3 separate regions of the Homo sapiens genome follow, and regions 1 and 2 are each linked to region 3. Evidence: chromatin contacts called from ENCODE Hi-C or POLR2A ChIA-PET data. All regions are on one chromosome and are shown on one strand. Each heading gives the region's core, a stretch centred on a gene start or an enhancer-like site at or near the end of the contact. The rest is flanking DNA. Distances are from core to core; before and after follow the strand shown. Region 1 holds the start of CDC23 (cell division cycle 23). Region 2 holds the start of KDM3B (lysine demethylase 3B). Region 3 holds the start of PKD2L2 (polycystin 2 like 2, transient receptor potential cation channel).

Region 1 (3,870 bases), core at 874-3,373, 320 kb after region 3:
CATGTCCTTTGCAGTAACATGGATGCAGCTAGAGGCCATTATCCAAAGTGAATTAACACAGAAATAGAAACCCAAATACAGCATGTTCTCACTTACAAGTGGAAGCTGATCACTGGGTACACACGGACTTAAAGATGGGAACAACAGACACCAGGGACTCCAAGAGTGGGGAAGGAGGAAAGCAAAGGGTGAAAACTATCTGGCCAGGTCCCAGCACTTTGAGAGGCCAAGGTAGGTGGATCACCTGAAGTCAGGAGTTCCAGACCAGCCTGGTAAACAGGGTGAAACCCTGTCCCTACTAAAAATACAAAAAGTTACCCAGGCGTGGTGACGGGTGCCTGTAATCCGAGCTACTCGGGAGGTTGAGGCAGGAGAATTGCTTGAACCCGGGAGGCAGAGGTTGCAGTGAGCCATCATGCCATTGCACTCCAGCCTGGGCAACAAGAGCAAGACTCCGTCTCAAAAAAAAAAAAAAGTAAAATAAAATAAAACTGTCTATCAGGTATTATGTTCACTATTTGGATGATGGGTTCAACTGAAGCCCAACCTCAGAATCACACAATATATCCATGTAGCAAATCTGCACAAGTAACCCCTGAATCTAAAATTTAAACAACAAAAACAATTATTTATCCTATTCAGGACCAACGATGGGCCTAGGCATTATGAAAGTGGGCACAAGAGTAAAAGCTAATGAGACAAATATAAACTGCATTGACTCAAAAAATTTACCTAAGAGTATACCGTATGCTTTACCCTTATTGCTTTATTTAATCTTCTTGAAAATGCAGCAATTATTAACATTATCTATAGATGAGAAGGCTGTCACTTAGAAATCATTTGCCCACATTGGTGCTGCTAATAAAGAACTTGACCGAAATATAGATGCAAGCACCAGGCACACTTCTAAGCGGTCTATATTATTATCTCATTGACTTCTCTCAATATCCCCATTGAGTAGATACTATTACTATCGTCACTGCACAGATGAGGAAACTGGCTCAGAAGGTTAAGTTGCCAAAGGTCATTTGAACCCAGAGTCGTCTCAATCCAGCACCCAAACTTAACCATTATTTGCTATGCTGATCAGACAACAGTGTAGGTATTGTAAAAACTTTATTTATTTATTATTTATTTTGAGACAGTGTCCCGCTCTGCCCTCGGGCTGGAGTGCAATGGCGCGATCTCAGCTCACTGCAACCTTCGCCTCCCGGGTTTAAGCGATTCTCCTGTCTCAGCCTCCCGAGTAACTGGGATTACAGGCGCGCGCCACCATGTCCGGCTAATTTTGTATTTTTACTAGAGACGGGGTTTCACCGTGTTGGCCAAGCTGGTCTCGAACTCCTAACCTCGTGATCCGCCCACCTCGGCCTCCTAAAGTGTTGGGATTACAGGCGTGAGCCACCGCGCCAGACCAAAACTTTTGATTCTTCTCATCCTTTTGGGTATTTATTATGAGATATCCTTATAATAATTCCTTATAATAATATTTACTATTATGAGGCACTCTTATGTCTAGGTTTGGCTATAAGCCCTAAAAGGCTGAAATCATAAGCAGTAATTGTTTACTAATTCTCCCCAGCTTTAAATAAGAGCACCACCAAGTCTTTCAAAGCTCAAGAAAACTAAATGGATAAAATCATTTAAAACACTCAGCTCTTTGAATGCCTGAATTCCCTCTACAAACATTTCTGCTAAGCAGTTTGCTCTCCTCCAGTGACAGGGCACTCAGTGGCTCTTGAGGCACACCCCTGGGTTGATGGGGAGCGCTCACTGTAAACATGTCCTTACCTCTGTAATAGGCGGAGGCGGTTGCAGCTCGGCCAGAGGCAATGCAGGGAGAGAGAAAGCCAACTCCGCCGACCTGGAACACCCACACAAACTAGATCAGCTCGACAAGCCCCCCAAGGCCAAGGATCCAAGCCCCGTCCCTTCCCACTCCAACATCTCACCATTTGCTACTGTGTAGTAGGCCCCGCTCCCGGGTAAGGCCCGCAATAAGCAGCAGTTGCTTTTTAATTTCCCGCAAATCTGAGAAATCGCTGTTTATGGACAGGACAGGCGCCACTGCCGCCGTCACAGCCACCGGGACCATGGAGGTACTCGCAGCCATTTTCCCGACTCGGGCCACTCCAGCCAATCATCGGCGATAATACTGGCTGCCCATCTGCACCAAAAATATCTGCCTGTCATTGGCCGGCTCTTGCTCCGGAAAAACCAATCATAGGTCTTATTTCTGAAACGTCACGAAGAGGCGGGGGAAAAGAAACAACTACATCCCCAAATGGCCAAGAGCTACTGAGGCGGGAAAATTAGAAAATAGGCGGGGCGAGGGAGAAGCCACGACCTCTGGGCGGGGCGGGGAAGAGGGGAATGAGTGACTGGGAAAAGTAAACTGGGAAGCTAGGGGTGGGAGTAGGGGCAAGAAAGGGTGGAGAAGGGAGAGTGCCTTTCACGGGTGATGTGATTGGATGAAAAATAGAAAGGGTGTAGTTTCAGGGCCGACTCTGTACCAGATAATGACAAAGTGATGTATATGCTAGGAAAGATGCATGGTAGCCTCTGGATTCTTCCTTAAAATAGGAGGATGTATCGCCCCATGTGGAGGATTTTTCCTCTTTGTCTACCCTTTCTTACCCCGGGTAGCCCGGGGAGGTGGGGGTGAGAGCATTGTTCTGTAACATTTATTTAACAATAATTGTTAACATTTCACATTTATTGAGGGTTTATCCTACAACAGGTTCTGCTCTTTTACAACTATAATCTGGTTTAATCCTAAAAACAGCACTATGATATTCGTATCATCCCAATTTTATAGAAAGAAAAACGGAAGCTCGGCCAGGCGCGGTGGCTCAAGCCTGTAATCCAACACTGTGGGAGGCCGAGGCGGGCGGATCACGAGGTCAGGAGATCGAGACCATCCTGGCCAACACGGTGAAACCCCGTCTCTACTAAAAATACATAAAAATTAGCCGGGCGTGGTGGCACGTGTCTGTAGTCCCAGCTACTCGGCAGGCTGAGGCAGGAGAATCGCTTGAACCTGGGAGGCGGAGGTTGCAATGAGCCGAGATCGTGCCATTGCACTCCAGCCTGGGCGACAGAGCGAGACTCCGTCAAAAAAAAAAAAAAAAAAAAACAAAACCAGAAAAGAAAAAAAAGAAAAAACGGAAGCTCAGAGAAGTTCTATCACTCTTCCAAGGAGAGAGTCTAGACTATAAACCAGATTTTACTCCAAAGCCCAATGTTCTTAAACATTACATGAACATTTTCGGCGTTTTTTGGTTTTTATCCTTTCATAGTAGTATACTATCTTACCAACCCCTCGGGAATTTTTTTTGAAACCATTTTGTCATTCACTGGGTGTTATATAGAAGTTATCTATTTTTAAATTGTTATTTTATTATTTTATTTATTTTAAGAAAGGGTCTCGGCCGGGCGCGGTGGCTCACGCCGGTAATCCCAGCACTTTGCGAGGCGAAGGCGGGCGGATCACGAGGTCAGGAGATCAAGACCATCTTGGCTAACACGGTGAAACCCCTGTCTCTACTAAAAATACAAAAAAAAAAAAAATTAGCCGGGCGTGGTGGCAGGCACCTGTAGTCCCAGCTACTCTGGAAGCTGAGACAGAATGGCGTGAACCTGGGAGGCGGAGCTTGCAGTGAGCAGAGATCGCGCCACTGCACTCCAGCCTGGGCGACAGAACGAGACTCTGTCTCAAAAAAAAAAAAAAGAAAGAAGGTCTCGTTCTGTCATCCAGGCTGGAGTGGCCGCGGCCCGATCAAGGCTCACTGCATCCTCAAACTCCTGGGCTCCAGTGATCCTGCCGCCTCAGCCTCCCAAGTAGCTGGGACCACAGGTGTGTGTCACGAC
Region 2 (3,596 bases), core at 1,023-3,522, 460 kb after region 3:
TGTGGGTGAAGTGTAGTTGCTTAGAGATCCAGGCAGGAGCCTCTGTCTCTAAGGCTTAGCCTTTCTTTACCAGTTGTGGTGCTAATTTGCCAGGCAGCAAGAAGAGTCAAGTTGCTTAGCTTATGTCCTGGTTTCCTGCTTCAAATTGGTGGCACTCATCATTGAATACCAATGAAGTGTGTGCAGGACAGGACTGACTTGACTACCTGGAGCAGGAATCTTTGCAGGGGTGCACATACACCCTAGAAAAAGTGAGGGTTGTCACCTGCCCTGGAAACAAAGGAAGGGCTTTGGGGAAGTGGTGGGCAGTGGCATGTGGTTAAAGAAGCTTAGAATTACAGGGTTTTTTTTCTTTAAAACTGATGTTTCATTTCACCTACTGCTTGAGCAGGGGTAAAGTTTGAACATCTAAAATGACTTTGTTTCCCCCTTTTTTTCTTTTGAGTTTATTTTTGTTGGATTTTTCTGCTATTTTCTGTGAGGCCAAGTGTGATTTTATTTTTCATTCCTGAAGTCTTGTTAATATAGGAAAGAACGTAAACTCCATGAGGGCAAGAGTTTTGTTTTATTCAATATTGTGTCCCCAACACTTTGGGAAGTTCCTGGCACATGAAAAGTGCTGGTCACATTTGTTGAATGCATTTCCCTTTTGCCTTTCCCATCCGTGAACTTAGGTACATTTCTGTCTCTCTGCTGTGAGAAACTAGCCTTGGACATTGGGGCAGTAGTTAAATCTCTGTATGGGAGAAAATCCCAGCAGATAATTTTGATAGAAAAATTGCAAGGCAGATAGATCTTGTATGGATTCACCCTTGTTCCCCTCCTACCAACTACAGCTTATGGGCCATGTGCTTTAAGAGGTGGCTCTCAGCCCAGAAAAACATTCTGAGTCAGGCCTCAGGTTGGCTGTGGGAGATGGAAGTTAAAAAGAAGTGGAGGGAGGAATGTTTCCTTGGTGCTCCACAGGGTTGGTTCTAGAATGATTTTCCTATATGTTTTATACTTTAGTAAAAGTATAAAGTCAATAGTTGGTTACCCCTCTCCCCAAGCCTTTGTTACAAGAAAAGTAGGTCAAGGGTGTAGACAAGGTTATGGACAGGAGATAGCTGGGGTAGGCACAGAAGCCTTGGAGAAAGAACCAGCTACCACTATTTCCTGTCTGTAGGGAAAATCAAAAAGTCACTTTTAGAACAACAGTCATGGGTTATTACTATACCCTTTATCTTTTGTATCCATTTTGTGTATACTCAGTCTCTGCATCCATGAGACCATGGAATGTGCTAGTCCCTGATATTGCCAGCTTTAAATGATTGAGGCAATTTCCTGTTGCTTATTGTGGGTAACAATCTAGCCAAAAATCTCAGCATCTCACTTTCTCTGCAGGCTCCTTTTCTAATCAGGAGCTATCAGTCTCCCACACCTGTATTAAATGCATTCAGATAAGAGTTACAGAATTTTCTTTGCCCCCAGCCCCACTAATTCCATGGTAAGATGGAGTGCTACTAAGAGAACCCCTTTACTGTTGGTCTATTTCCAGTTCCCCTAAGAGTTGAATGGAGAAACACGTAGACTTAATAACATTGGCAGACTAGGAAGGGGAAGAAGTTAGGTCGGTTTTAGGAAAAACACCAAGATGTTGGGGGGCACGTTGGCCTTCAGTCAGTGGAAAGAGTGGCATTATACATCCAATGGAAGTAATACATTGGCCAATTGGAAAGGAACCTAAGAAGTGCTGGCAGTATAGAATGGGATGGTGCTGTTATGGGCCATTGAGAAGGAAGACATTGTGTCTCATGGACCAATGGGGAGAACATTTCCTACAAGACAGCAGGTAGGAGCTCATATTTTCAGGATAGGAAATCAATGGGGGTATTGGAGACACTAAATAGCTCAAAACATCCACTCTCTAGGTACCTTGCCCCTCACCCCCTTACCCCGTAAATGTCTTTGGTATCCGAGGAGAGCAAGCTAAAGCCCTCTCATATATACGACTCCCTGAAGGAAGATTGAGACCAGGGATGATGCCATGGGGAAGCTGAAGGACCCGCCCACTTCCCTACCCCGGCCGGACCTGCAATTCCCCTCCAGACCGCAGGGGGCACTGCAGGCCCCGGGGAGATTGGGGCGGAGCGCTGCGAGGGGCCAGGAGCTGTCGCCCCGCTCCAGAGCGCGGGGGGCGCTGTGCGGGGCCCAGGCTGCGGCTCCGCTCCCGGCCACGGGGGGCGCTGCGCTGCGCCGGTGGTTGGTGGTGGCTGTTGGGGGGGGTGGGGGGGAACGGCGGCCGCGGGTGGTGCGGAGGGAGGCCTTGCGGGCGGATCGGGCGCTTGGCGGCGGAGGTGGTGGGAGGCGGCGGGCGGGAGCGCGGGTCAGGCCGGCCCCGGCGATGGCGGACGCGGCGGCCTCCCCGGTGGGCAAGCGGCTGCTGCTGCTGTTCGCGGACACTGCGGCCTCAGCCTCGGCCTCGGCTCCCGCGGCGGCAGCGGCGAGCGGAGATCCGGGGCCTGCGCTGCGCACTCGAGCCTGGCGGGCCGGCACGGTGCGGGCCATGAGCGGGGCGGTGCCCCAGGACCTAGCGGTGAGTGGCGGCCGAGTCGGGCACTCGAGGCCGGGGCTGCGGGGCCTGCGGGCGGCCTCCCCGGGGGCCTTTGTGAGGGGGCGGTGGGATGGGGGTGACCCATTTCCGTGCCCCCGGGTCTCCTTAGCGCCCCCCGCCGGCACCTCCGCACCCCGAGCGCTTGCCGGCATGGCTTCCGCGTCGGGGTGTGCGCCCCGGTTTCCCCCGGGGGGCGGCCAGGGCGTCCGGAGCTGCTGCTTGCAGCCAGCAGGCCCCGCCTCCTGGGCGACCCTTTTCTCGGCGTTCCCCCCAACACGCCTTCGGAGCAGGCTCTCGAATCTTGAGCTCCCGGGAGCCTCAGAGTTCGGCCAGTGTTGCCGCTGCCCTCTCGAAGACGCGGACCTGTGGTCCCCAGCCTCTCCCAGGAGACCTGCGCCCTGTTCCTTTTCTCCCAGAGCCCCAAGTGGGGCGGGAATGTGGGCAGTTATGGGAGGCACGGAGGCTGCAGTTGGAGCTGGTCGGGGCTTTTTTATCTGGCAGTTACTTCCTCATCTGAGCTGGGCTCGGCCTGGCGGTCTCCAGAAAGGCCAGCTCTCGGCACTGTCTCGAGCTCTCCTCTCCTTTCCTTAACGCTTCTGGGTGACAGGAGCTGCAGTTGTGGCTGTTTTTGTTAAGTTTGAGATCTTTCTTAGTGGCCGAACGGGGCTGCTGGGTAGTGCTTTTTGCTCCCAGCTCAGCTACTCCCCCAACCTTGGGAGAGGTTTTGTTTTGAAACTTTGTGTTTGGGCTTGGCCCTTTTTGAATGCCTTGGTGTGTTTTGTGATTAAAGTTGTTCAGTCATACAACTTAACTAGCATTCGGGATCATGATGTGTTATTCTCGTTAATGTGGCGGTAAAATATAGTGTTTGAGTTTTGGCAAGCCACTTTATTTCCTCATTTTGATAGGGGCCCTAGCTTCTCTGGTGAGATAAGGCTATGAAAAATGGTGTGTGTGCGTGTTGGGGCAGGGGGTGGTCTTTTGGAATGTAATAGATCAGCAA
Region 3 (3,686 bases), core at 1-2,500:
AGCTGCTGGGAGAGGTTGAGCTGGGGATCCCTTAAGATCAGGAGTTTGAGGCCAGACTGGGAAATATAGCGAGACTCCATCTCTAAAAAAAAAAAAATTATGTAAATTTGATTACCTATATATGGGTGTTTTTCCTCTAATAATTTCAATTTCAGATAATCTGTTACTTTAGAAAGCATAATTTTGTGAACAGCTGAGAGTCCCAGTACAGGAAAGCCCAAATCCTTTTGTTAAAACTATTCTAAAGCTTTTTTTCCTCTCGGGCTTCTAGTTCACTGGCTGTCAGCCTTTTGCGAGGCCTCTCCTGTTCCTCTCATCGATGGTAGTTTTTGACCCTCACTACTGTGTGGCCGTTTTGCTTTTTATCTACACATAAAACAGCATTTATCGACAGCAGTCTACATCTCTTTCAGGGAAATAACAAAAGTGGCTTTATCTTTTACTTTCAAAACTGGTTAGTGGTTTTCTTTGCAGGTTTCCCTGGGGCCTTTGGACTGGATTCCATTTTATTTTCCTTTTTATCAACACGAGAATCCGTCCTGGTCTTACATCCTGGAGGGCTTTTGGCTGCCTTAATTTACAGCCAAATTAGTTTGGCCTTTTCTATAGCTGGTTTACCAACCTTCTCATCTTTGCAAAGCTTCTGGGTCAGATGTGGGTCTGGGCCCCAGGACTCCTGTGTCGGCCTGACCTTTCACATAATCACTGCAGAGTTTTTCATCTATTTTTACATCACGGGGGCAGGGGAGTGGAAGCTACTTCCAGCAACAGCTCTCGGTTAATAACCAGTTTCTGCAAGTAGCAGCAGCAGCAGCAGCGTAGGGTCACGGTTAGGAATTTGGGCTTGGGCATCCAAGACTTGGCCCCAACTTCCAGTGAATTACTTCATTTCTCAGCTTCTCGGTTTCTTCAGGCCTAAAATGAGGACAAAAATACCTACCTTTCACGGAGGTGGATGTGGAGACTAACAAGGCGATAAATGTTAAAGGTATTCGAGAGAGAGAAGCCCGTGATAATGAATGACTACGATTTTTAAGCCCACAGCCAGGTTATTCCCAGAAGTTGGCCCTCCGCACCAGACCCCAGCAGCCCGCAGCCCGCCTCGGGCGAAAGGCCTCCCGGGCTCCTGCGGCGCAGCCGCGCTGACGACTTGTCGAGTAGCTCGCCGCCCTGGAGGAGCTGGGGGCTCGCGCAGGCGTCAGAGCCGGGCAGCGCGCGCCGCAAGACTAGCGCGCAAGCGCCGCGGCCTCAGGCGAACGAACGGGCGGTGTAGTGCAGGTCCGCCATGGCTGAGGCGTCACGGTGGCACCGAGGCGGTGAGGGGTCCTCTTAAGGAGTGGGAGGGACAGGGGCGATTTGGCAGTTCCAGACACCCTGAAAGGAACTCTGCGGCCCCAAATTCGTTTGAGAGATGTGACTGCCGACACCTTTAGCCCTCACAGCCTCCCCTGGGGAAGCGGAGAGGGACAGATGGTCCCATTGCACAGACGGGAAAACTGAAGCCCTGAGCGAGGTGGCGCTCGCCTCTTGCCGGAGGCTCGAGCTGGGCGTTGTCACCTGTCGAGTGACCGTCGCTAGGCCGGTCTCTAAAGTCCTTGGTTGATCTGGGGAGTCGTGACCTTGACAGAATTCAAGCCGAGGTGTTTTTCCCCTGTCCAGCAGAAACCAGCCTTCCCAAGAAGCTGTATTGAGGGTGGAGAAAACGGTTAGGACAGATGAGAGGTTTTACTTGTTTCGTATTTTGCTTTTTCATCTTAAGACTGGCGAGAAGACATCATGATATAAAATCTGTTAGTGGCCGGGCGCAGTGGCTCAAGCCTGTAATCCCAACACTTTGGGAGGCCGAGGCGGGCGGATCACAAGGTCAAGAGATCGAGACCATCCTGGCCAACATGGTGAAACCCCATCTCTACTAAAAATACGAAAATTAGCTGGGTGTGGTGGCGCGCGCCTGTAGTCCCAGCTACTCGGGAGGCTGAGGCAGGAGAATCGCTTGAACCGGGGAGGCGGAGGCTGCAGTGAGACGAGATCGCGTCACTGAACTCCAGCCTGGCGACAGAGCTAGACTCCGTCTCAAAAAAAAAATCTGTTATTAATAGTATATAGTAAAAAAATTATCCCTGCCTCGTAAAACTAAGAATTGAAAAATAGCCAGAAGCTATTGGAGCTTTCCTCCCCGCAGTGTAAGGACTAAAAGTGGCTGTGGTTTTTCCATTGTTGTCACTTATAAATTACATAATAATGTAAAGAAAAATTTTGTCTTATATCTCACAGGGGCTTCGAAACATAAGTTGCATTACAGAAAGGAAGTAGAAATTACAACCACACTTCAGGAATTGTTACTCTACTTTATTTTTTTAATAAACCTATGTATATGTAAGTACACAGATATAAAGATGCTGTTTGTTTGAACTAAGAAGTTAAAATGTGGAGATGAAAAATAAAACATACAAACTTCAAAACCACAGGCTGTCAGGCTACTAAAACTCAAAATACAGTGACACGTTTAAACATAATCTTAAATTCATTTAGATTCATTTCATTTAGAAATTGACTATTTTCAGTTCTTAAGGGGCAAAATTTTACATCGCAAATGTAAGAAGCTTCCATAGTCAATACTGACTGAATTAGAATTATTCCTTTCATTTGGCAGTTCTGTCTTGAGCATAATTCATCCCTTGGGTTGGCAACTGCAATTTGATTTTGTTTAGAGTCATATAGACACATCAGCTGAGTTTCATAAATCAAAGTACAAATGAGGCCAAAGTTCATCTTGGTGTCTGCCATTAGCTTGGTTCTTTTCACTGACCTATTGCAGTTAAAAAAATAGTTTGTGCTGAGTCAATGCAAATAATTAAGGAGGACTGGGAAAACATCTCAACCTGCATTCCTCCTACCTGTGGGTCAATAGCATTGGCTTAATATGCAAAGAGGAGTATTAAAGAGCATTTGTCGATGGCACCCAACATAACAGTAGATGAAAGCTCACTGGCAGTATTGTCTCATGTTGGTATGTGCTACACACTGGCAATTGTATAGCAATTAAGTAATTAATTGGTGTTGTAGGGGTGAGTTTGAGTCTGCTCTTGATTGAAAAGACAACTATAAAATTAGCCAGGTGTGGTGGCACACCCCTGTAGTCCTAGCTACTGAGAAGGCTGAGGTGGAGGATTGCTTGAGCACAGGAGGTCGAGGCTGCAGTGAACTGTGATTGCAACGACTGCACTTCAGCCTGGGTGACAGGCTGAGACCCTGTCCCAAGGAAAAAAAAAAAAAAGATAACTGTAGGCAACTTTATAAATTAAGATATCTTAGACTGCTTTATAAAAGCTTGGTTATGAAAACTACATGCTTACTACAGAACATTTGGAAAATGTAAAAATGTAAGTAAAAAGATCATTTATAATCCCATTATTCAGAGATTTTTAAAGAACACTTTTTTTAATATAATACAGCAACCTGAATCTCCATTTATAATGTGATTTTTTTTCTTTTTTTTTTCTTTTTTGAGACAGTCTCGCTCTGTCACCCAGGCTGGAGTACAGTGGCTCACTGCAACCTCCACCTCCTGAGTTCAAGCGATTCTCCTGCCTCAGCCTCCGGAGTAGCTGGGATTACAGGCCTGTGCCACCACGCCCGGCTAATTTTGTATGTTTTTAGTAGAGACAGGGTTTTCACCATGTTGG

Evidence for each region. A loop is a pair of places that touch in the nucleus more often than their neighbours do. ChIA-PET counts read pairs that join two places held with the same protein, here RNA polymerase II (POLR2A). Pooled maps may share reads with other maps.
Region 1: a map with no recorded cell type shows a loop between it and region 3 (10-fold over the local background). The contact joins the promoter of CDC23 here to the promoter of PKD2L2 in region 3. A Hi-C loop is called at or near these places in 2 of 37 single-sample maps with no recorded cell type and 6 of 50 pooled maps. POLR2A ChIA-PET finds 5 or more read pairs at or near these places in 1 of 52 experiments (activated CD8-positive, alpha-beta T cell).
Region 2: a pooled map shows a loop between it and region 3 (8-fold over the local background). The contact joins the promoter of KDM3B here to the promoter of PKD2L2 in region 3. A Hi-C loop is called at or near these places in 6 of 50 pooled maps.

What each region holds. Positions count from the first base shown.
Region 1 is chr5:138,211,200-138,215,069 of GRCh38, forward strand. It overlaps CDC23 (cell division cycle 23), which reads right to left and starts at 2,124. Exons shown (of 16, transcript NM_004661.4): 1 at 1,953-2,124; 2 at 1,792-1,864. The coding sequence starts at 2,113. RefSeq lists an enhancer at 2,141-2,435.
Region 2 is chr5:138,350,413-138,354,008 of GRCh38, forward strand. KDM3B (lysine demethylase 3B) reads left to right here and starts at 2,273. Exons shown (of 24, transcript NM_016604.4): 1 at 2,273-2,575. The coding sequence starts at 2,384. RefSeq lists silencers at 1,973-2,052, 2,073-2,312, 2,393-2,862 and an enhancer at 3,113-3,212.
Region 3 is chr5:137,888,207-137,891,892 of GRCh38, forward strand. It overlaps PKD2L2 (polycystin 2 like 2, transient receptor potential cation channel), which reads left to right and starts at 1,251. Exons shown (of 15, transcript NM_001300921.2): 1 at 1,251-1,316; 2 at 2,275-2,376. The coding sequence starts at 1,286. It overlaps PKD2L2-DT (PKD2L2 divergent transcript), which reads right to left and starts at 1,113. Exons shown (of 4, transcript XR_948815.3): 1 at 941-1,113; 2 at 1-82.